2 separate regions of the Mus musculus genome follow, and region 1 is linked to region 2. The links are chromatin loops, found by intact Hi-C in ENCODE. Cell type or tissue: heart. All regions are shown on one strand. Links, peaks and the distances in the headings refer to the core of each region. The heading gives the core; the rest is flanking DNA. Region 1 has its middle 67 kb from the start of Gm46846. Region 2 overlaps Gm11820 (a long non-coding RNA gene).

Region 1 (12,907 bases), core at 2,229-10,228, 860 kb after region 2:
AATCCTTATTAAATTCTCCCTCATCAGACTCTGAATTCAGTAAAATATTCACCACTTGTTGAACCAAATAGTGAGTTGATCTCGACCATTTACCAGTTGAAGTCCTCTGTTCATTACTTATTCACTTCATGGTCAATTTTCCCCCCAAAAAATCACTTCAAAATACAACCAAAACAGCCATTTGCAATAGGCAGCCATTTGCAATCAGCTGACATCATGTGCTATCATCCCTGCTATAAGAGGAACTCAGTATTATAGACATTTAAATCATTCCCACTATAGTGGGAACTCAGTCTAATAGGGCTAGAAAGGCATTGATTATCATTGAGAGTGATAAAATTGAGATGAGAGGATCAAAAGTTTAGCAGAAATACACACAAAGAGACAAAGAAAAATCCAGATATTATTCAAGAAACCAAGGAATGACACTGATTCAGCCAAGTTCAGCTGAGGATATCAGAAACCCCGTAGAAAACATCTGCTACAAGGACTAGAGAGAAGATTCTGCAGCTAAGAGTTTGATTCCCAGCAACCGCACGATGGCGCACTTCATCTGCAACTCCATTTTTAGAAGATCTGATGGACTCTTCTGACTTCTGCAGGAACCATGTATGCATGTAGTACAGGTATATATGTGCAGGTTAAATATTCATGCATATAAAATAAAAGATAAATTTATTTTAAAATATCCTATCTACAAGACTCTGAGAATTCAGAGATGATCCAGGCATTATCACTACTCTCAATGCATTTTCACCAAAGGATAGTGTCCACCCAAATTCATTAACGAGGCTGGCACGTTGGAAGTAAATGAAGAGAGTGGACCCCTAGGGACTGAATGCTGGTAACTTTATAGGGAGAGCAATAGTAGTAAAGGTGTGTGTGTGTGTGTGTGTGTGTGTGTGTGTGTGTACTCATACAGGAGCACAAAAGGGGAAGCACCCTTCAGCTAAGCAGCGCTCAAGGAAAAGCTTTCTGAGAAAGATACCTAAGCCTTGCGAGGGGAAAATAAATTGTCAAAACTATGCACGCAAAGAAAAATTATGCACTGAAAGAAAACCAAACAGCTTGGGGAGAATAATCCAGTCAGGCAGTGTCATTAGAACATCAAATGTGTGGGAAGCCTGATAAGAAGTGAGTCGGGGCTGAGCAGAGTGCAGGAGGCGGCAGGCTTGTCTAGTGTGCTGAGAAGCATGGCCTTCCTGGTTTGCCATCTACAAATCCTTGTCCTTTAGTTGCCAAACCAGGGTCACCTGAGCAATAAAATGTTTCATATGATAAAGGAAACTGCATCTTGGAGATAGCCCCATAGCCAGACACGGAGGTGATGCTCATTCCAAGTGCTTTGTTCCCTTCCTACCAATTCATAAATCAGTCCACAAAGATGTAAGAAAATAGCCACAAAAATATTTGAGAATCTTGCATTAAATGGCAAATGTCTTTCATCAAAGTATTGTTTTAGTAGGGTGATAAATACTGAATGGAGTTATCTGTTTGGTCATTCATGATGACAGAAGTTCTTGTCCTACTGAAAAGTTTCTTGTCAACAACAAAAACATAGGGTCTGCAATTACATGAGAAACAAACATTGTTCTATAAAGAAGCTTTACCATTAAATTTTTAAGGTAGCTTTAGCTATTAATGAGTTCTGAGGAAATTTATAAGGGATTAAAATATCCATCAAAAATTGGTTGACACAACAATCTACAACATCAGGAGTCATGCTATTGGCTGGGTATGATGACATACCCCCATAATCCCGTTAGAGGCAAGGAAATCAAGAGTTTGAGGCCAGCCTTAGCTACATAACAAAACCGCATTTCAAAAAAATTAAATAGTCCTCATGGGGGGGAGGGGGAAGGGAGAGAGAGAGAGAGAGAGAGAGAGAGAGAGAGAGAGAGAGAGAGAGAGAGAAAATTAAATAGTCCTAATATTGGATGAAGATGTTCTAAGGCATTTGCTGCTTTAAAACGTTGATGTGTTAACTGTCAGCCAATAGAAAAGTAATTAAAACGGGTGCAAGTATGCTTTGGGGAAGAGAAGAAATATTCTAAATCTAGATTTTAGGAAACATTACACAGCTCACTAGATACACTGAATGGCATTGGTGTGTACACTTATACAAGTGCATCTCCTGACACATAAATTACAACATCAGTAAAGAAAAGGCAAGAAGAGGAAGCAATGCTCAAATCAAATACATCTTTCTCTGTACAGAAGGAAGTAGCCAATTGAACACGGGCTGTAGTCTCATGCGTGTAGCGATGATCTCAAACCTGGATTGATGCCAAATACATCAAGGGCGACAGTACAAACATGGGAGGTGATTGGTACGAGATGACCAATGCCTTCCTCAACCTGAGGGAGTTTGAAACTCTTGGAGACACAGCATTTGGTCCCATGAGGTCAAGGCAAGAACATGAGGAAAGCCACAGGATGTGTATCAGAGGGGTCAGTACTGAAAGTACTCAGAAGGTAAGGAGGTGAACTGACAGTTTCTAACAGAGAAATGGCCAAGTGGTTGCTTTGAGAAGACAGACATTTGGGATCTGCCATTGAAGCAGAGGACGTATTGAGTTTGGAGGTGAGTCTGTGGTGAGGATGGTTTGAAGAGAAGTAAATCAGCTGAATGACCATGGGAAGAGGCAGGGAGAGCAAAGAGGTATCTGCTCAGTAAAGCTACTCTGTGATAGGCATCACCCTGGCTGGGGCTGCGCTTCTAAAACCTGTGAACAGCATCCATTTACTCTTTGTGCCAATAGGGTCTGAAATCTGTTGTTCTGGACAAGCCAATGCTAAACTGACCTGTAGATAGACTGGAGTTGATCTGTCACATCTAATATAAGAGAGCATTTTTTGTTATTTAGTCAGTTTGGCTTGGGTTTTGTAGTTGCTGCTACTGTTTATTTTATAATGCTTTAGTTCACATTTTAGTTAGCATGCAAAAGAATGTTTCATTATGTCACTTTTTTTCTGTATGCACATGTCTTGTGTGTGAGTGCATACACGAGTGTGCGCCTGTGGAGGAGACCACGAGTCACTATCAGAAGTCTTTCCTGCCTGCTCTTCACCTCTTCCTTGTGGCAGGCTCTCTCACTGAATCCAGAACTTACTGATTCGGCTCCCCTGGCTTCTCAGCAGCACCCCTCCAGACCCTGGGATCCCCCTGTCTCCCCCTCAGCTCTGGGGTTACACGCACATGTCACATGTCACCACACTTTCCATGAATGCTAGGGATCTAGCTCAGGCTCCTACACTCGGGAACACTTTTCTGACTTTCCACCTACACAGATCTCACTTGGGCATGTTTATGCACATAGTACATTTGTCATATTTGTTGCCCTAGTCCGTCCTCCTCTGCCTGCCTTCCATCATACGCTGGCTCCTTACTCACATAGCATAGCCACCCTTCTATGCTTATATCATCCATTCATAGACAGTCAGACAGACACAGATGGATGGATGGACAGATGATGGACAGGCAGATGATGATGGATGGAGAAAGAGAGAGAGAGAGAGAGAAAGAGAGAGAGAGAGAGAGAGAGAGAGGTTTTTCCATGGAAAAAACATAGCATTTATTTTAGTGATAGAAAAGAAAACATGTTAGAAGAGGAATTTAGTATCTATAGCTTAAAAATAGAAAGGACAGAGTTCGAATGACCACTTTTATGGAAAACACAGAGATGAAGAGATTTTAGAGAAAGGGTGATAGTATATGTCTGGAAGGTTGGGAATGGAGACAGAGCATCTGAGCCAAGCCACTCTGTCTAAGAATGATTGCTTATGAGCAGCATGGAGAAGGAGGAGCAGAAGAAGTGGAAAACATTATGTAAAACACTGCATTTCTCTGCCTTGTTCCTTGGTAGAAAAAAAAAAAAAAAAAAACAGAATCTGGCTCCAAGGAATTGTTCTGAGTTCTTCCTTATGGAGGTCTGAGTTACAAAACAGTTGAAGCATGGATTAGCAAGAGTCACGATGTCTTGGACATACAGAGCAACAGCCGTGTGTGCTTGTTGGGGCAATGTTCAAGGCATGCAGTACTGTACTGGTTCTGCAGGAAGACTTGCTGCAAAGCCTTCCTTCTACAAAATTAATAATTTGGTAGTGTGTTTGTGATGCTCCTTCTAACGTGCTGCAGGATACTGTAGCTGCTGCTTTGTGTATTCTGGCTCATGAACACGATTTCTCACTACAGTAAGTTTGAAGTCTATGGTTGTTGCCTGACAGCAAAATACAGTGTTAGGATAAAATACATAAATTAGTGTTGTCATTTTGAAGTTTGAACCTTATTCAGAATAAAAAGAACTTGAACAACCTCATACTTACAGGTGTTTGAGGTGTAGGCCTCTATTTTACCTCCGATGAACAGCCTCTGCCAGGCGTGAAAGATCTGCAACGGTTCATTCCCAAATGAAGCAATAAATCTGGGATTGACAGCTCCGCAGATCCATCACCAGGTCAGAGGGATCTGTGCTCTGGCGCCGTGACATTCAGGTAATTGGAGAATGAGATGGAGACATGGACTGACTCCCTGCTGTGAATGCCACCAGAGGTTATACCTTCTTCAAGACCACCAGGTCAGAAACTGTATCAGCAACCATTAAGTGTTTTTAATTCTAATTACTCATTAAAATTTAACTTAACTCATATGTCAAATACATGTAGGTTATTCTCTTTAAAAACAGCACCAAGAATTAGCTGATTGTTTTTCAAATAGAAGACTTTTCTTAGAAAAGCTTGTATGATTCATGATTTCGAGGTAAATTATGAATTTAGAAACCATAAATGAAGCTCTCTTTGTGCCAAATTATACCTTTAGGGGGTTGGCTTTAAATAACATTTGGTCAAATACCATCCTTGTTCCATTCTACAAAAGAGAGCTTGTATTTTAAAATCTACATTTAGTGAAATAAATGCAATTGTATTTGGAAAACATAAGTCACTGGAGCCGCAAAAACAATCTGTATTTATGAGTGATAATTTTTCTTCAAATTCTCCATAATTTGTTTTCATGAAAATTCTTAAAAACACTTCCCAAGAAGGGCATCATTGAAAATTTTTGTTTATGTGTATGTAATACTGTATGTGTGCATGGTGTGTTTGTGTCTATAAGTGTGTATGCACATGTGGGTATGAATGTGAGTGTGAAAGTCAGAAGTTAATGTCAGATGTTTTCCTCAGTCATTCCCGTGGTGGGGGGAGGACATGTGCTATGGCACGTGTGTGAGGTCAAAGAACATAGTGAAGTTGTTCTCTCTTTCCACCTTTACATGGGAACCTGGAAAACAAACTTAGACTGTCAAGTGTGCGTGGCAAGTGCTTCACCCACTGAACCATCTTGCTGCCTTTTCACCTTAATTTTTGAAACAAATCTCTCACTGGACTTGAAGCTTATCTGTCTGACTAGACTGTCAGGCCAGAGAGCCCGAGCTACCCTCCAGTGTCTGCCTCCCAAGTGGAGATCACAGATGCACACCTCAGCACTTACCACCTCTTCGTGGGATCTGGGAATCAAACCTACCTTCCTGCCATACCTGCTGGTACGGCAAGCACTTGATTGACTGAGCCATCTCCACATCCCCTGCCTCTGACATTTTTACATAAGGCAGGCAAACATTTCTGATGGCAATACGTTCTGTTTGTTATGGAAATGTGTATGTCTGCTGTATAATGGTCCCTTTGGGTTATTGGGACAGTATTAGAGAGTACGGCAAACTGTCTCCAGAAAGCCAATTCTTAGCTCACTTTTTTAAGATTAAAGGATATCTTCTGGCTTAAAGGGAAATTGAGATACTTAAAGGCATAAAAATCAAATGGGTTATACAATTTTAAAAGTTTCTTTGAAAAAAACTACCAAAGTTTAGCTACAAGATATTTGTCATTTATGCATTTTCTTTACAATCCCTTTCCAGAAGGCAGCATCTTTCTCGATGCCTCACAGAGGATGGCATAATTTAAGGAAAATCTTTAAGACAGGGAAATAGCTTTCCCAGCCAATGGCATCAAAATCAGAAAGAGAAAAAGAAAAAAAAGAAGAAGCCTCTGCAACAGAACTACCCAAACTGGGGAAGCTCTGTTTGGGTATTTTACATAAGTCTGTGAAATTGCTGCCTATAACATGTGATTACAAACAAATAAAAAGCAAACGCACCTAAGTCGGAGGTGGTTCAGCACGAGACCGCGCAGGAAGAGTCTTTTGACAGAAAGCCAGCGCCATCTACTGTCTGGCGATGAAATAGCAATGGAAACCGTTCTTTGCCCCGTGCCCTGGGAAGACCTGAGTTGTGCAGCTGAGGCTGGGAACAGGATCCTTACCCCAATACTCTGCAGAAAGGGAAAAGAGAAAAAGAAAGGCAGGATGCTTGGCAGCCTGGCGCCACCAACAACGGCCATTGTTTCCCTGAACACTGAGGTCGCCCAAAGGAAAAATTTCTCCGGTTAACTTTCTAAGAACTTCATGTTTTCCTCAGGTTTTCTAGCTCGCCTGCTAAAGATGTAGAAGCACCACTTCCACCCTGTACCCAACTTTTCGCCAACATTGGTGACTTAGTATTTATTCCTTCATAAGTCGTGAGTTTCTGGTGTAGAGAAGATAAAATGACTACACTGACTCTTTTAAGTCTCATCGGCTTATCTTTAAGAGAAGAGGAAGGTGACATTAGGAACATTTGGGTGACCAAATTGTTTCTATTTTTCCTCAGGGAATGTTCCCTCAGGAATGAATTTGCCCACACACTTCCAAAGGTTCCCCCTCCCTAGTCCACTTTTATTTGGTTTTGATGTATTTAAAAGTTTCAGAAATTTTAATAAAATTGTATGGTTTCATTTGGGAAGATATTTTAAGGGGAATCAGACTTTAATATAAATACACAGCTAAAAGAGGAAATCAAACCAACAACTCTCTCTATGCCACTCTCTTCAATGTTACTTGTTTCCAAATCAAAACAAAACAAAACCTAAATTCATCATGAACATGTTCTCTGGTCCTTTTAGTTTTAGCACAATATAAAAATGAAACACCTGATGCTTTGTCTTAATTCTTTGAGTATCTGTTAACTTCCTTGTCTTATCTTTGTTCTTCACTTGGAGGAAATTTTTCAAAGTTCAGTAAATAGTCGGGGTTTTTTTTGGAAAGCAAATAGCTTAAGGTGAACTGGGTGCTTGCTTTTACGAAAGACTATCTGAATATTAATTTCTGTTGATTAACGTACAGAGATTGATTTTCTCCTGCCCTTCCTAAGTTTGTAGTGCCCCTGCATGTCAGCTACCATACAAACCAGCAGCCAACAGCATCTCTGACTGTGCTATCTCCAAAGACTCCCTTCCATGTTCCTGTTTGGTTTTTTAACAATTTACATTAACACACACACACACAAATCCTGAAGAGCAATTTCAAATGCCATAATATCATCAAATTGTTATTTTAATCCCTTTGTAAATGAAAAGGCCAGGGTGTGTTTCCAAATCCATCCTAGGTTTTGAAGTGAGCAAATCTTACCTGAGCTCTGCCTTGGGAGACACAAGGATTAAAGTAGCCTCCCTGTTATTTTCTGTGGTCTGTACCTGGGCTTGCAGTAAGGAGCCACTTTCTGTCAGGACCTTTGTTCCTTGTTTACTTCCGCTCCAGCAAGGCTGCATGCAGACCCTCTCCATTGCCAGTCTTTGCTTGGTAGCTGATTAACTCAATCTCTGTTTCCTGTTGATCAAACAAAATGACTGTCACTCACACTCGGGCTCAGCTCTACTGCCACTACTACCCTAGGCACCTCTCCTGCATCCCACATCCCCAAGCCAGTGCTTTGGTATCTGGTTCACTTCTCTTAGAAATACCTTCTCTCCAGTTCTTGAGACCCCTCCTAGTCCTGCGATCACAGCATCTTCTCTATTGCAATATCTGCCTCCCCTCTTATATAACCCTTTCAAATAAAGACTCGCCTTACAAGGAAGTCCAGGTTCCTCTTTTATTTAACAAAACCCATAACTCTGTTTAAAGCTGGAGAGATTTGATTGATAATCAATAATCAGAATTATCAAATAGTCTTGTTGCCCTAGAAGCAAAGCTCTGCCCTTTTATAAGAGTATTTGTGTTGCTCGTAGGTTCTCTCCTTCACTTGAAAACAAAATGAAAAACTTTGCAAAAGTAACACTTCCCAGAAAATACTTATACTCAAGCATATTGAAACTCATATTACTTTGTATTTTCATAAATTCTACCATAAGACCCGACATTTTCCCAATTTTATCCCAAGCATCAAGTTCCCCCAAATTTATCCAAATCTGAGCTTGCTTTTCTTGAGAGGCAGTACTGTAGTGCTTAGCTAAGTCTCTTTGGAATGCACAGTTTTGCAGCAGGATGAGAATCTGAACATCTTTGTTCAAAACTCCTCCTGTCAGAGTGTTCAGCACGCAGTTCTTAGAAAAGAAATCTAATTTTCAATGGCAAAAACCACATAGTAAGGCCTAGTGCTACCAAAAGTCTTCAGAACATGTCTATGGCCAGAACTGACCAGTACCATATGCCATACCATGTAAACAAATATGTACCAATGCACGCGATTGTATACACCACAGGAGGAGCCAGCAATGAGGAGCTGAGCAGATGTCTTTGAAGCATAATCACTGTTCTGGCAGGTAAGGAGTCGAAAGCCCTCTGATGTGCAGAAGCGGATTGGAAATGTTCGATGAGGACATTTACATATAAGCTTGCTAATGCCAGTGAACTACTGGTTGACTTTTTATAAACTTAAAAGATCTGGGTAAATACGAGCTAATTTTGCTAGTGCCTTTTCAAAAACGTATGTTGGGGGAAACCCATTCATCTCCCTTGACATTAGTTCTAGGCTCAGATCCAATGCCTATACACCATGGCTCATTTCTGCTGTGTTTATTGAAAGCTGCTATCTATTTAGGTATTCCTTAAACATGTATTGGTCTCCTACTTCATGCTAAGCACTATGTACAGGGTTGCAAACAGAACTGGCAAAAATCTCTGTCCTACTGTAACTTGGAATCTATACAAATAATAATGATGATGAGTAAAAAATGCACAATGCTACATGTATTTTGTGCTAGGGAAAATATTCAAGGAAAGGAAATCCAAAATGATATGAGCCTGGAGGGTTTCCGACACAGAGAATGTGATTTTTGAGTAAAGAACACACAGAAATGAGAGGTTTAGACATTCAGGTATCAGAGCAAATCACCCCTAGAAAAGAGAAGAGAACATGCAAAGGCCCAGAGACAGGAACTTACCCTGACATGACAAGTGTGCAGAGGCTCCGAAGTTCAGAGCTTCTTTTTTTTTTTTTTTTTTTTTTCTAAAAATATTTTAATGAAAAGGTCATCTTTCTGTAACATTTCATTATGCTACAAATGAAAACAATTGAATTACAGACCACCTCTGCTGTCATAAAGATTAGAAGACATGTTAAGTTTAAAACTGAATACTCAGGCTACCAATCCTCACAGCACCTTGCACATCTGCATGCTTGCTACCATGCCAATTACTGAACTATTGTCAGGAGCGTTTCAAATTGTGACATTAACAGAACCCTTAAAAACCGAGCCCATTTCTCTGTAGTCCCCTACTAGATGGACTTTTTCTTACCATGTGTCCCCTAATTTATACACGAATGTGAACACACCTTTCAGACATGTAAACTGGGAGCAGCATCCCACAGGTCCAACAAAACCAGAGGCAGCCTCTTTTGTTTTATGCTTACCCTTCTACCATTGTAAAGTGTTTTTGCAGAAATGACAGTGGAACCATATTAGTAAAATAACTTTATTTCAGAAAGGAAATGGACTGTAAATGCCTCCTAAGCAAATGTATTTTCTCCAATCTGTTAACCACCATTGAACGATTGCTACCTCATTGGTAACTATGATTTCTGTGAACTTTGTCCTGACTTAAATGCCAAGCAAACTTGTTGATGCAGGGATGTTCCCTGTGTGGGAAACATTTTGCAGATTTGTCCCCTGAAAATGTTCTATTAAGAAGTAACCTGAATTAAGCAATTTTCAAATAAGCCCTTTCAGGGCAGCAGAAATAGCCCTTATGAACAACCAGCAACATTATGTGAATAGTAACCCAACTGTTCTTTGGATGTTTTTTTTAAAAGGAACTTGAGTTATCATACAGGCACCACCCTTTTAACTCCAGCACTTGGGAGACACAGAAGGCTGGTGGATTGAGTTCCAGGCTAGGACAACAGTGAGACCCTGTTTGTGATGGGTTAGGGGAGAAGACTAAACACTTGACTATCCCTACTGGTCCACACAAGAGTAAACTTACACGCTATAGAGCTTTAAGGAAGACAATTATTCTGACAACTGTGAAAGTTCCTAGTTCTTCTTAGGGTGGGAACAGCTTATTAAAGTCATACATGAAAAACTTACTTTTGAAAAGCCAACATGACTTTCCCTTATTGAAGGATGACTTTACCTTAGAACATTGAGTTGTACACATGAAGAGGCACATCTAGCTTATGACAAACACCCATGGCTTTGCAGAATGTAACTGCCTATGTCTTAGAATTTGCTCAATGGGCACCAAAACAAAACTGAGCTTGAGGGGTGTCTCAACTGTGACATTGACTTGTGGGAAACCAACAGTGTCATCGGTTTTTACTGTGAGCTACAAACCTTACCCAGCCAGAAACCTTCGTATTTAAGGTGTGGGAAAGACATTCCTCGTTAGGCAGGTAGGGTTCTCATTCACCTGCAAATCAAAAAGATTACTCTTACCTTGCTTTACAAAAAAAGCACTCATTTAATTAGTGAAAAAATTCAAATTCAAGCCTTACCTAATGCTTATTGCCCTTCCTTGCAGGTCTAAATGCTAGACCTAGCGCCTGTGGCAACTAGCTCATTGATGTTCCAAAAGGCGAAGCTCCTTCCTGCTACTTTCTTCGACATTTCAGTTGCAATAAGCAGCTTTAACTAGCTTTTGGGAAGTTGCTCACTAGCATCATAGTATCTTATGCCTCCACTTCTCTGTTGTTGAAGCTCTTGCTGCTGCTGCCTTCTCATTCTTTATTTATGCTGACTTGTCCATACTCAAATGGCTGCTGAAGTCCTGTCTTAGTGGGTTTTCCTTTGATCCACCGTGCTTAAAAAGCACAACTTATGTCCTTTAAAGCTGGTTAAATCGCTCTCATGGCTTACTCTTCCACAGTTCACAAAAACTAACTCAGTACAACTTATAAACAGGTCACATACAGATTTTACCTGATTATAGGTTGTAAACACCAACTTACTGTAAATTTTTCACTATTATACATAAAAAGATGGTTAACAATACAATTGACCTCATTACATTAAAGGATACTGTCAAGGTTGTGTCCAGCAATTTCACAAACAAAACCAGAAAATGTCAGCCTTCCCCCCATCCCTTCAATCTTTATTATATGAATAAAAGGACTTGAGACAATTTAGCTCAATTTTAATGTTTCCTAAGCATTTTGACCAGGTACCCAGGTTTAAGCTATGAACATTGACAGTGTCCATTCATATAACCACACTTTTAGTTATGAAGGATGTAGCCAGTTTCTAACATGAGCCTATTTTCTACACTGCTTATGCACATATGCCCATTAACAAATGGAATGTTCTGTTACATTTATTGGTGTGAGTGTTTTCTGGAAAAACTGCAGTAATTGTGAAGACCAAAGTTCCATGCTAGCACTGCATGCATCCAAATATTAATAATGCACAGAGGCACAGAAGTAGAGCAACAAGAGAGCAAATTGAAATACTAGCACGCCCCATTCCCCTTTTTTATTGCTTGTTTAGCTTATACTTTAAAAACCAAGTAAAAATCTGATTTCAACGGTCAACTGCCAAAGGAAGTAACAGCAGGGCACATACTCAGGATTTGAATGAAATTGTTCAGCACTAGCTGGCGCAACAGTAGACAATTTTTATATATGACCTTTTATCTGAAACTCCTCTCAAACAGGGTCTCCAAACAAATTGTCACACCCGACGTTTTAAAATGAGATATATATATATATATATATATATATATATATATATATATATATATATATATATATATATATATATACAAAGAATAACCATGTGTTCTTCTTTGGTTATTTAAGACATTCCGAATTTGAGTTCAGATATTTGGGGCTGTGAGGTGCTTGCACTGAGCAACCGTGTGTGCTACATCTTCTGCTGCTTTGTTTGGACAACACCTTACTATCATTTTGTTTCATCATCTAGCAAAATGGATAAACAGGAAAGCATGCCAGCCAGTCAGGGGTTTCAATGAGTGACTTTTATTCCTTTGCTCTGAAAAGCTGTGTGTGTGAGACACTTAACCAAGGAAAATGACTAGACCAATGGGCCTTGAGACCTTTATAAGCAAAAGCAAACCAGGTACCCACCAGTTTGCTCAAACCCAGCAGACTTTGTGGGTCTGTATGGGAAAGTAATGTTAAACTGGGAGATGACATACATCTACCAGCCTTGGTGAGTAAAGAGCAGTATGAACACTTTGTACCCCGGACTATTGGCAGCAGTTTCAACGGGATCAAGGTAAATGTGGAATGGAGATGTTCTTAACATGGCTAGGACTCAATAAATCTAATACACTAAAATCATGATTACACTTTGAAAGAAAATGCACAAAAACCAAACAGCAACTTTTGAGATCTTTTTCATTTGAAGGTAATCTTAATGCTATTAAATTCACAAATATGCTATTTTTTTATTTCCCAATTCTAATTATCTAAAACACACATTGCAAACATACAAATATCTATTCTCTCCACATGTCAGCGCCCATTCATCATTGTTTTGGAAATGGGGAGAATAGATTCCCCTTAAATTGCAAGTCAGTAGGTGTTTCTTTACAGTTAACTTTAGCAAAATTCATACAAAATAGTAATTAACAATGATC
Region 2 (12,907 bases), core at 3,336-11,335:
TGGAATCAATTCAGTTTTCTCTTGCTTAATCTCTCATGTGATCTTCTACACCAACATGTGCATGTGAAGAATATCTTTAAGTTGTGTGTGTGTGTGTGTGTGTGTGTGTGTGTGTGAGAGAGAGAGAGAGAGAGAGACAGAGACAGAGAGACAGAGAGAGACAGAGAGATGGAGAAAGAGAGGGAGGGAGAGGGAAGGAGGAAGGGAGGGAGGGAGGGAGCAAGGGAGAGAGAGAGACAGAGACAGAGAGACAGAGAGAGACAGAGAGAGACAGAGAGAGACAGAGAGAGACAGAGAAAGACAGAGAGATGGAGAAAGACAGGGAGGGAGAGGGAAGGAGGAAGGGAGGGAGGGAAAGAGGGAAAGAGGGAGGGAGAGAGAGAGGGAAAGAGAGAGAGAGAGAGAGAGAGAATATGTGGCATGTATTATATTTGGCCACATAGGAATATTAAAAATTCATACTACATACAATGATACTGTAGGCTTGGGATTTTTTTTTTTTTCACAAATTCTAAAAAACTGGTTACCATTGCAAGAATGTTAGTGCTGCAGAATGTGCATCAGAATCCTCTAGCATATATTCTAGATGACACAATCATGGTATATGAAGTAATTGAGTTTAAAAGCTTGAGAAAGGACTTGCACCACATTATTCTGTGAGCACTACAATGCAACCCCATGCATATGAGAAGCAAAAGACAGACGTGCTGTAAAAGGACATAATATAATCGAGAGGCACAGATGGAAATGGAACAACCACCAACTAAGGAGCATCAGGGATGCAGCAGCCACCAGAAACTAGAAGAAGCAAGATAGCAATCCTTCCATAGCCCCCAGGGAGGGGAGGGCTGTCAGTCCCTTGATCTTAGGCCACTGTCCTCCAGAACAGGGAATGAATTCATTGCTTTGTTTTCAGCTAACCAGATTGTGGTAATTTATTGCAGTGGCCGTGGGATACTAATGTGCTCAATGAACTCATGAATCTGTCCGGCAGTGGCTTGGGCATGTGACAGCATAGAAGCCGAGACTCAAACAGTGAGGCGGAGGTGGACAGAAAGCATCTTAGTTCATACGGGAATACAGTAAAGTTGGATCCAGGCAAGCACTGACATGGCCTTAAAAAGAAAGGAAGTCATTACATCAGTAATACAGATGAAAGAAACAATTAAAATGAGTACTGTTTATGATCCATTAATTACAGAGATTAATGGGTGTGGAAAGGAGTTATAGTCTATATTATATAAAATGGGTGATAGCCATAGTTTGGTAAATGTAGTGGGTATCAAATTGTCAGGAGCATGAGTGACTACTTTGTACAATATTTTTGAGAAGCGGTAAAATATGTGGCTTTGGAGAAAATAGAAGGAATTAAACAGGTAATTTGTTTACCAAAGGATATGGCTGTGTTTATTTTAATTAATTATATATATATCTAATATCACATAAACTCACAATTCATCAAAGTTCAAATTACTTCCAATTCATCAGCTTTTACTTATTCAACTTCCTGAAATTCATTGAGATTGCTTTGTCAAAGATCACTCAAGTAATAAAAAACAAACCAACAAAAACCCCTAGAGTAAAATTCATGTATCTGACTACATTAGGCCTTCTATGCCAGTTTGTACAAGCACCAGACAGAGCTGGACAGTGCAGACCCAGGTTTCTCTTGATCCAGAATTTTTCAGCGTGTTCATAGGAGCTGAATAACATCAGAGCTCTGTCCAGTTCTGGATGAAGCTCAAGTTTGTCCAATGCTAGGCATCTATTCTCAACTTCACCTTTATACTCTGAGGAATAATGTCTGTTTCACAGGATCAATCAATCCGTGACAGAGTAGACATGAGAAAATGACAGGTTCAGTGTATAATGTGGAAAGGTCTAGAGTTTAAAGGAAATTAGCCAAAAGTCAACATACATCATTACTAGTATAAACTAGAGTAATTATGGACTTCTATTGAATTTGGTTTGTGGTGGTGGTGATAGGATTTTATTATTTAAGCATGATTTTGCTATGATACCCAGGCTGGCCTTGACTTTCAGTTCTAACCTTTCCCACACAGGTATAGATAATGGATGTACATCATTACATATCATTCCATGCTCCAAAGAGGTTTGGTTTCAGAAATTATCACGTAATTAACATTTTAATAGTATAATGTCTATATCCTTCCTGTCTGAACAATTAACTGCAGTAGATTTGAGAAGCATTTGGATTTCATCCAAATAAAGATTGTAATAGGCCATTCATTGGCTGAAAAAAATATTCTGAAGTTCTGACCTGTATTTTGACATACACATGCATTAGATATCATTGGTCACATTTCTAATTGGCTTGCTTTGTCTAACTTTTAGGTTGTCATATATAGAATCAACTTTGAGGGGCCATTTCTCTCTCAGGCAAAGGTTTACTTTAATGATCAAGCAGTACTCTAATTTCAATGCCATTGTTTGGGAATTCCAAGAAATATATTAAATAAATACTTCTGTTTTGCTTTAACTAATTAGCTATTTTAAGATGTATGCTTTTTGGAATTAAAGGAAGAGTGGTGGTGTTTGCTTGCTCGCTTGCTCGCTTGCTTGATTGCTTTAATAAAAGGAAATAAACCAGAGCAATCAGGAAATACTTACAGACTCTTGGGAGGAAAAAAATATCCTTCAAGTAGAATGTAGTACTAGATCGTTAAAAAATAAAGACATCATAAACCCATCAGTTACCTTAACTGTGTCATAACCTTCCGTCTTCTGATCAGCCTTTAGTGACATATGTCTATGAAAAAAAAGGACGGTTTAACTGGAAGATTATGATGCTGGCATACATCAGAAGTGAAGAGACCATCTCCATTAATTATACATATTTCTTAAATGTTTTTGCGATTGTTGTCTTCATCTTTAGTTTTGTTTTGTTTTGTTTAGAATTGACTATGGTTTCTGATAGGGTGAATTCGTTTTCATGCGGTTCTAAAAGCAAGTAGCATATATTTCCAAATGGCAGAATTGGCCTTTGGATGAATATAGCCATCCCTAAGCAAAGTCATAAACATTAAGGTGAAAGCCAGTCCAGGACTCTATTTTATCAGCATTGTTTTCAAACCAACAAGCACAGCCAGACTGAGCTACCTCCATGGCAGGAATCATCAAAGAGGCCTCTTCTTGAGACCTAACACCTCCTTTCTTGAGAACATCAAATAATGATGCAGCCCTTCCATTCATTATTTCTACATTTCAGTCAATAGAACCAATGATACACGAAGGTCAAAGGTGACAGTAACTGACCACACTTCCATATTCTATCTTGCACTGAGTATCAGGATGTTATGAGTATGAATGACTCAAATCTTAGGACTTCCTGGACAAAGTAAAATAGCCCCTAAGATACGTACCAAAAAAAGGGTAAACTCTGTCTTATACATATTGTGAAAATCAAGACACATTAATATATTGGATTTTTAAAATAATTTGAAAAAAAAAAGAATTAGTTATTTAATTAATTAAATTCCACCTAAAGATATGCAATTGACTGGGTTGGATTCATACAAATTAGTATGGCCAGCATTGCGAACCTGAAAATATTTCATTTGTAATAAAAAAAGAAATATCCTCAAGACTCTCAAATGCAGTTAGGGCTTTTCAAGTGCACTGTCTGTCACTTTGTCTTTGTACCAGAAGCAAATTATTTCTTAAGTGCTAATTGGCAGTTCTGTAAAGATTCCACAGTGCCCCCATGCTAATTACATTGCCTGCAGAATTCTCAGTCAGACTCTACCTCCAGCCAATACAGTCAGGAAATCTGACAAGAAATTTTATGCTCAAAGTTCTCACATAGGGAAATACTTCATACTGGGCTATAAACATGTGGAAATACCTGAAAGCCATTTCCTCTCTCTCATTAGGGATGCTCTAACTTGACTAATCTATAGTGTGCTTACATTTTTGAAGTGTTACATTTGTGGTCCACATACTGAACACTTGAAATAATTGTAACCAATAAATGTAGCCGCGTGGCTTGTTGATTGTCAAGTTGATTAAGCTGCTCCACTGCAGGATTCCATGTGGATCTTTCTCACATAAATTATTCCAATCAGAGTGAAATTTGCTTGTGTTAAAAAAAAATTATGTGTCTGACAGGTGATGGTTGCCTCCAAGGACTTGATCAAAAAAAGAAATTTATAATTAGGAGGACTTATTTAAGGTTCATGGGCTGATGTAGTGTGAATCCATGACTAACTGGGAAGAAAAGAGTAGAAGTACTATGCATTTCAGTGTGTGGTTTGGCACTTGCTAACCCTGACTACAGGAAGCTCATTTCTTCATACTTCTGATTTCTCTCTCTCAAATAAAGCTGGTATTTAAATTATACATATAAAAATTGACAAACATTTTAGTTAAAAGGAGTAAAATATCAGCAATGCTCCTACACTGTAGTAATAATATTGATACTGTGAATTATTGTGGTCAGGATTAAACAAGTTAATATACAGAAACATTCAAGACAGTGATCGGGGCCTGTTAAGTAATATATATATATATATATATATATATATATATATATATATATATATATATATATATATATATATATACACATATATATACATATATATACATATACATATATATATATGTTATAATATTTTTAATCTTTTTACAATTCAGCTTATGAGAAGAGAAACAAAGAGTACATATTAGTGGTTTCTGTTCGGCATGCTGTTTCCCTGTCTTAGGTTGCAACAAGAGCACCTCCCACCATTTCTCCAGTATGAGACTAGGATACCTGGTTGAAGGAATGGCTGTATCAAAAGAGGATCAAATGAAAGCTCTCAAGGAGCATAAGGACAAAGTCTTAGATCAGTGTTTTCATTCCAGTGGCTGGTTCTTCACGTTAAGGTTGAAAAATCAAGCGATAACATTTAGTGTGGGCAAAAAAGCCTGTTTAGTAATAGGTCCAAGAAAGTCTAGTGAGCAAGGAAGACTCAAAAGCCACTCCTGTAAGAAAGAAAAAAACAACCCTTCAATTTGTAATGCTTTTGATAAATCTCTTGCTTTATGACTAGGGGGATTTGACCCTCCACAAACCATCCCACCTCATAACAGAATGGCCACTTGAGGTATGTTTTCTCTTCTGAGCTCCAAGTTCATATGAGCTTCTCAGAAAATAGCTCAAAATGCTGCCGTTATGTTTACCCTGAGGGAATGAGAAGAGTAGTTATAGTTCTTATAAGGTGTTATCTCTCTGGAGAAAGGCAGATGTATCAGGATATGAATGCGATAAATTCCCTTGCTGTTCAACTGTAAATCCACAACAGTCCCTTCCAAGAAAATTGCCATAAACCCCATCATCATCTCAAAGCCTGTGTTTCTCCACAAGTTGCTCACTCAGATGTCCCAAGCCTTTCAAAAATTACTACTTGCTCTTCTTACACATTTTCCAATTTCATCATGTGCTCACTTCAAGGTGTAGGGGATAGCAAGAAGAAATGTTAAGTGTCACTTTGCCCAGACTTTACTATAATCTAATTATTGTAAATTATGTGAACAGCTGTCACCAGCATAAGCAAATAACAGATTTTCGTTTTATACTAAATGCATTGATTATTGTTGTCAAACACTTACATTACATATGATCACATGGTTGCAACAATAGTTCTATTCTAAGCTGACCACTGATACATAACATAATTCTAAACAGTGTCGTGCATTGTAAATGTGCTAGTCCTCTGCTATTGAGTGGAAGAGAGGCTGGCCTATCTTGGTTATGTCTATCAGTATTATAGCATAGACTATCTGTGTGCCCATTCTGGTTAATTCTACTTCTTATGCTATTTTACGTGATGTGAATGGCTATTATTTAGAATGGTATAACAAACATAACTTAATTTTTGACTTCCAAATGCAACTCTACCATGTATTGCCACCAGGACTAAAATAGCAGCAGCGTACTCTGGGATGATGTCATTCCCTATAAATAAAACAAAACAAGAAAATCAGGCATAAAAAAAAATCTACAAGCCAATGAGAAATAGCTCAGAACTGAAGTAACTCCATAGTTCTAACAGAACAAAGAAGTTCTTCCTGACTCTTAATTCCCTTGTCATTGTTCTCCAAGTAACAAAACTTATCAGGATTGATTTATTTGAAACAAATAGTGTTGATGTTCTAAGATATAATATTGGCATAGTAATCTTGGAAATAATAATAAGAACACAATTATATAATACCATGTAATTTAGACGATGGTAATTCTTAATACTCATAAGAATACTATTGTCTTTATGTTAGCATAAAAATATCAGGCTTCTGAAACCCTGCAGTGACCTCTATATTAAATCCAGTGTTCTGACTGAAACCATGCTACAGGACCCCATTTCATTTGTGGGGCTTACTTTGTTGATAAGGTGCCTAAAAATCTGAAAATTAGAGAAATGGCTCTTATTAAAAACAAAATATTCATTATAAAATATTTTATAGTTATATTACATATTATAATTATATATTATAATATAGAAAGCAAAACATTCTTAGGATATAAGAATAAGAATCCGGCTACCTGCTGGAGTCTTAACTGGACTGTCTGCTGCCTGAAACTTATATTGTTATATACCCTTCCACTCTAAGTCATGCTTACCTAAGGATAACACACTGAACACTGGTAAAGGACATTTTCAGTTAATTCACTCTCTAGGCAGACACGGATGCAGGGAGGACAGGTCTTGGGAGGACCCTGCCAATTTACCAAGCATCAATTCTCTGTGTACAGAGGGGAGACTAGATACCACAACATGGACACTGAAGGACCAATTCGAGTGGCCACTTAAGATCAGAAATACAATTTGAGTTGGTTAGCACAATGATTAGCATTAAAAAGAGATGGAACGGGCCCAGCAAGACAGCTGGGCAGGTGAAGACTCCACCCTCTAAGTGTCATGATGTGGGCTGGATCATTGGGATCACATGATGAAGAAAACTGACTCTCAGATGTCATCATCTGATCTCCATACCCACACCATCATACACATGTGCACACACACATTCATATAAAGCCAAGAAGTAGACACATTATACGAACATAAAACCACTGACTTAGTGTTTAGCATTTTGAGGATAGAATCTAGAGCCTTGTTCATGCTACACAAATGTTCAACCACTGGCCTACTTCTCAGCCAGCCACAATTCATTTTCTGCTTTAATTATAATTTTAATCTTTCTTTCTTTCCTTTTTTTCTTTCTTTCATCTTTAAAAAAAAATGTGTGTATGGGTGTTTTGCATATGAGCATGTCTGTGAATCACATGCATGGCTGATGGCTACTAGAACCCAGAAAAGGTCATTTGATTCTCAGGAACCCACTGTGTGGGTGCTGGGGCTTGAACCAGTATCCTCTGCAAGAGCAGCAAGTGCTCTTAATTGCTGAGCCATCCGGGCAGCCTGTTATTCCTTTCTTTCTTCCCAATAAATACAGGGTTTTCATTCTTGCAGGTCCTTTACATCAGAGTTTTCAATATAACAATATCTCATTGCCATTACAGAGAAAATAAGGATGATATCAGATATCAAGACTGTCTCATCAATAATGGTCCCATGGGAGAGTGGAAGAAGACAGCATAATTTGTAAATGATAGGATGGGCTAATTTTTCAGAAATTTCTTCTGGAAGAATAGATATAAATGTCAAAGAAATAACTGTCTTTCATCTAGCGCCATAGGATAAAATACTTAAACGTGGCAAACACTTTGGACCTTGAGAAACAAAGCACACACATAAATTGTGAGATGTCCATCCCTGGTTAATTTAATAAGGTCAAAATCCTTTTATGTATACAGGCATCATCGTTCATCTCTACTTGTTTATATGTAAGAGATATGGACTGTGCAGAGGCCATTATGTCTCCTGGTAGCTATAAAGCTACCGTGGACATCTCCTTCCACTTAACTTGTCAAACTGCACCAGCTGCCCCCCCTACTGGTAGTGGGGAAATTGCAGGGTAGACTGTTGGTGTTCCTTGTCAAGTCTACATCAGCCCTTTGAGGTTATAAACTAGGATTTAAAAGGTCGAGCAATGGTCTTGTTTGTTTGAACAGAAAGGTAATCTACACATCACTGTCACTGAAGCCTGGAAAGATGTCAGAAGGCAGGTCATTTCTTTCTACTAAAGTGTCTTTTCTTTTATTACCAGCTCTATAACAAGATTATTGAAATGATTCAACAATAGTCATGGCACTGCTATAGAAACCTGTTGAAAGTAAATAATAAAAGCATTTTATCTGAATGGCTGTCATCTTCCTGTTGAGGGATATATTTGTTACATAAGTGCATTTGTGTGTGAGTCTGCCTATGTGAGCTGCTCTAATTTGGTTATGCGGATAGGTGCCATTGTAACTTCATTTTAACCCTATTAGCAAAGAGGGGAGGGCAAGCAGTCTCAAACTGTAAGTCAAAGGAATTGCAACATGACTGAGTGCACTTGAGTCCCAACTGTAATTTAGCATTTGTATTCATCTTAAGCAGCTCAATTAGAAGAAGAAGAAAAAAGGCCACTGCCTTTAGAATAATGTTTTAAAATGCACTGGCTATTCTTAATGACAGAGGGTTAACCATTTTGTCTGTAAATTGTATCCTGCATTATATGTAGATTGGATCAATTTTAATAAATTAAACTACTATTTATAGCTTAGTATTTAATTTCCTTAAATATCTTTTTTATTATTTATAATACTAAACAACATGGACTGAGGAATTTTTAATTATGCTATGCTTTTCTATTTTATTCTTATCAGGAAACCATGATTTTGCAAAGATTTAATAATATTTTCATTTTCCTTAATTTCAAGTAAGTTATATTATCTGAAACTACTGAAACTGACTTATTAATGAAGAAAATTGCTTATAAAGTAGAGTAAAGAGACCATATTTTATCAATGTATCTAGAGCTTTGTCCTCGTGGTTCTGCCTAGTGGGTGCTGCTTGTTAAAAGTGAGACAGATAGTTCTTGGCTAAAGTTCCACAAATGGGGAAATGTGTGGACCTTTATACAGTCTTCTCTCTTGGATGAGGAGACATTTTTATTCCTAGGGAAGAAATAACTAAGTCACTCCAGGGAAATCTGCGCCAGAGAAGAAAGATTGCACAAAAGCAATGTCTCTCCAATTCTACTGTCTAGAAGGAATGGATAAGACAATGGGACAAAGAGACACTTTGTCTATCTAACAAGAGTATAAGGCAACATGTTACAGGTGGGACATATCTTAGTTGTTGGAAATGTTTTCTATTAAAAACTAGAAGCAATTAACCTAATTGAATGGTTTGCGTTCTCCCTCTCTCTCTCTCTCTGTCCATCTCTATCTCTGTCTCTCTTTGTGTGTGTGTGTGTGTGTGTGTGTGTGAGAGAGAGAGAGAGAGAGACAGACAGACAGACAGAGAGAGAGAGACAGAGATATAAACAGAAAGAGATGTATGTACACCTATGAGTAGGGAAGATATGCTCACTCATGGGTGTGGACAGAGCACAGGTCAAGGGAAGGTGAGCTTTTGATACTTGCTATGTATCCAGCTAATATCCCCGCCCACAGTAATATGTTTCAGATGCTACAAGTATTGTTACACTGATTCTTATTTAATGTTCACAGATCACAGTGCAGTATGGACTTTATGATGCTCTCCCTGTGCTAAGATGACTCAGGGCCATCGTGGGCCTTGCTCGACTGCGTGGATTAGTTTCCTTATTTGGCTTTCTTTTTGAATTGAGTATAATTCAAATATGAAGATAATTTATCCTAGCAAATTTCAAGAGGGAAAATACTTTCTTGGTAACTTGATAGCATCTTGAAATTATACATTAACTTTGCTATTTAAGAGGACAGAACAGAATTTTCAGGTGCATTCTGAATATACTGGTCAATACAATTAGTATTTTTTCTCGCTTTCAATTCTATTAAGATTGTGTTATCTGAAGCTCTGTCTGGAACTTGATTATGATTCTGAAGATTATGGGAACCACAGGACTGTTACTATTAGTGTAAAAGGCAATTAATTTCAAGAGAGTGACTTTTGACTCTTTTTAAATATTTCATTCTAAGTAATAAATATTCACAGTAGGAAATAAATCTGAAGAAAATGCATAAAAAACTGTGCTAAGGTATGAACTGATTTATTTAATGTCTACTCCTACCTTTAAAGTGTAGCTGAAGTCTAGATCTATATGGCATTTGTTCATTCTTGTCAATGAAACACTTTAGCCAAGTAAAACCGAAGTTAGCTTCACGCTCCTGTCTGTGAACAAATCAAAGCTCCGAAAGATTAAACTGCTGCCTCAGATATATGCAGACACGTACACAGCATCAAAACTCCCATGACGCTCAAAATGAAATAACTGACAATTCGTGTGTAAATTAAAGGTGCCTGGAAATATTACCAAAAGTCATTTTCCATACACAGGTCTTGCAAGGGATTGGAAAAGGAAGCAAGTTCCTGCGCAGCGCTATGCGGTCCGCATGCATCCATCAGCTGGCCGTTCTCGGGAAGAAAGAAGCTGAGTTGACAGCAGCTAATGCGAAGCATGAAGGGCACGCCTTAATGGAAAGAGGGCTTCTTCTGACCAGGAGTTTTCCCTTCTCATCCCAGTGGTGCAGCTGTTAGTTTGACATTGACATTCAGATGAGTTAGAAGCGGAAGGACAATTTCCATAAAACAACTAGCTGGCTTTGTTAAGTAAAACAGGTCCATTTACCTTCCCAGCCCAATAAAGTGTAACCAACCAACAGTTACAGAGAAAGGAAACACCCAGTGCCCAGCCCACATTCCTTTATCTGTGCATATTGGAAGTAAAGAGGTTTGATTTTACTGACTTTATATTTGGAATTTTGTTTAGTATTTTCTAAGTATAATAATTGTATACTAAATGATCTTTTTATACATACAAACTCAGCTGACTTGACACAACTTGGAGGATGTGGTTTCTATCTTTGTGACTTAAAATGTGTGTGTGTGTGTGTGTGTGTGTGTGTGTGTGTGTGTGTGTGTGAGAAGTGTATATACATGGGGCGCACATGAGTGGAGGTCAAAGAGACCAGAGTACAATTTGTGGGGGTTGGTTCTCTCCTTCTACTCAGTGGGGCTGGGGCCAGAGCTCAGGACAACCTATGACAGCAAGGGCTTCTAACCACTGAGCAGTCTCACTGACTGATGTTTCCCATCTTTCTTGCCAGTCAGAAGAGTGTGACGGTTCTCTGGGAAGTTCTGAATCTGAAATATGATAGGCGGTAAACAAGTCTTCAGTGCGGCTGGTATTGATTTTACTAGGTACAAAGAGGTTGACAATGAAGGCAATGAGAGACGCAGCCTCCTCCTTTAGGAAGCTTATACCCATTTTTCAGAGAGTTAAATCACAGCTATGTGGCCTCATGTCCATCAAGACATTAGTATGGAGGTGGTTAAACCTTCAGAATAGATTTTATTATGTTCTGTTAATCTATAGTCCCTTGTTAGTCTATTTAATGCCACGGTTATTATCAAATAAATTGTATTTACCAGTATCAGAACATTAGTGCCCAGTGCATATATATGCAGTACACGACATCCTGAAAGCCAACCAGGAACATGAACAAGTTTAAGCCAGTCACTCACCGAGTTGGAGGATATGCTGAGAACATGTGATTTCACCATTCTCTAATGCAGAGCGTGCAAGGTAACACTTTCACCTTGCTATCCTGAAAGTTCTAACCGAAATCGATTAGTGAGGGTAGCATTCAGACACATCAGACCGGGGGTGGGGGGGGGGGTGACTCCGCCTGTTTTGATTTTATTGCTTAATTTTTAAGTTACTTTTCTTCAGATTGTGTGTGGAACCTATCTACTGCTTTCAAACAAGCAGGAAAAATCCTGCTGAAGTAATGGTAGTCAGAATCAATAAATAGAAACAATGGAAACTAAATTAAAGCAACAGCCTGATTATTTTACAACTTGAAACAATATCCCCAAAATGAATGTTAAAAATTGCCTAAAATCGATCTGCAACCCTATAGGTGGAACAACATTATGAGCTAACCAGTACCCCGGAGCTCTTGTCTCTAGCTGCATATGTATCAAAAGATGGCCTAGTCGGCCATCACTGGAAAGAGAGGCCCATTGGACTTGCAAACTTTATATGCCCCAGTACAGGGGAATACCAGGGCCAAAAAGGGGGAGTGGGTGGGCAGGGGAGTGGGGGTGGGTGGATATGGGGGACTTTTGGTATAGCATTGGAAATGTAAATGAGTTAAATACCTAATAAAAAATGGAAAAAAAAATTGCCTAAAATCAATGAACATTTTGGTCTGCTGAATTTCTATTTACCCTTCAAAGATCAGTTGTAAAGATCAGTTGATGGTGGCCTCCTCTGTCTGAATTAATAACCGACTCCAGGGTATATCCACGTCCATTTCAGTTCACATCAAGATGAAATACAATTCCTTCTTTAGCTGTTTTCTTTATGATATTTATAGTTTCATACTTTCAGTGTTTGTATTTCCTTTTGCTCCAAGCTTTGGAACATAGTAAGATTTTAAGTCATGTACAGATTCTGTAGAGATCAATGAAGATTGTAGATGCTAACAATCCGCAGCACCAGCAGCCATCTGAAAAATATTCTGAATTAATCTTTAATGCTTTCTTCTTGTTTGGTTAGTGGCTTATTTCATCCTAACATACATTAAGATTCTGTTTAAGTTTTATTAAAACATCTCAATTCTTTATTTTATACCATAGCACCCTAATATTTTCTGACATTGTATTAAACTTTGAAATAGGCTGTTGTAATCATTTTTCCAAAATTTAGGCTACTTTTATATTACCCATCTATGAATAACACACTTTTTTGAACTTCTTCATTTAATTAATTATTATCAATATATGAATTAAGACCTGTGTCACATCTC

What was found. Hi-C counts contacts between places; a loop is a spot of excess contacts. Peaks named below come from ENCODE experiments on the same cell type or tissue, not always from the same donor. Only the 100,000 strongest peaks of a DNase experiment are listed, where the experiment ranks them.
Region 1: a loop joins it to region 2, with 3.0 times the contacts of the local background. A loop is called at or near these places in 4 of 42 quality-filtered maps.

The regions. Positions count from the first base shown.
Region 1 is chr4:12,234,432-12,247,338 of GRCm38, reverse strand. It overlaps the pseudogene Gm11847. Among named protein-coding and RNA genes, the nearest start is that of Gm46846, 67 kb to the right of the region's middle. In heart, for the core only: a CTCF peak has its summit at 6,227 (motif pointing left); no DNase peak of the experiment used is centred there; H3K4me3 peaks cover 320 bases.
Region 2 is chr4:13,094,108-13,107,014 of GRCm38, reverse strand. Gm11820 (a long non-coding RNA gene) reads right to left here. Exons shown (of 9, transcript XR_390410.3): 2 at 12,327-12,607; 3 at 11,619-11,710; 4 at 10,408-10,624; 5 at 10,165-10,265; 6 at 5,085-5,959; 7 at 4,775-4,986; 8 at 2,719-2,770. Among named protein-coding and RNA genes, the nearest start is that of Gm46847, 8.2 kb to the left of the region's middle. In heart, for the core only: CTCF peaks have their summits at 5,916 and 7,965 (motif pointing left); no DNase peak of the experiment used is centred there; H3K27ac peaks cover 505 bases.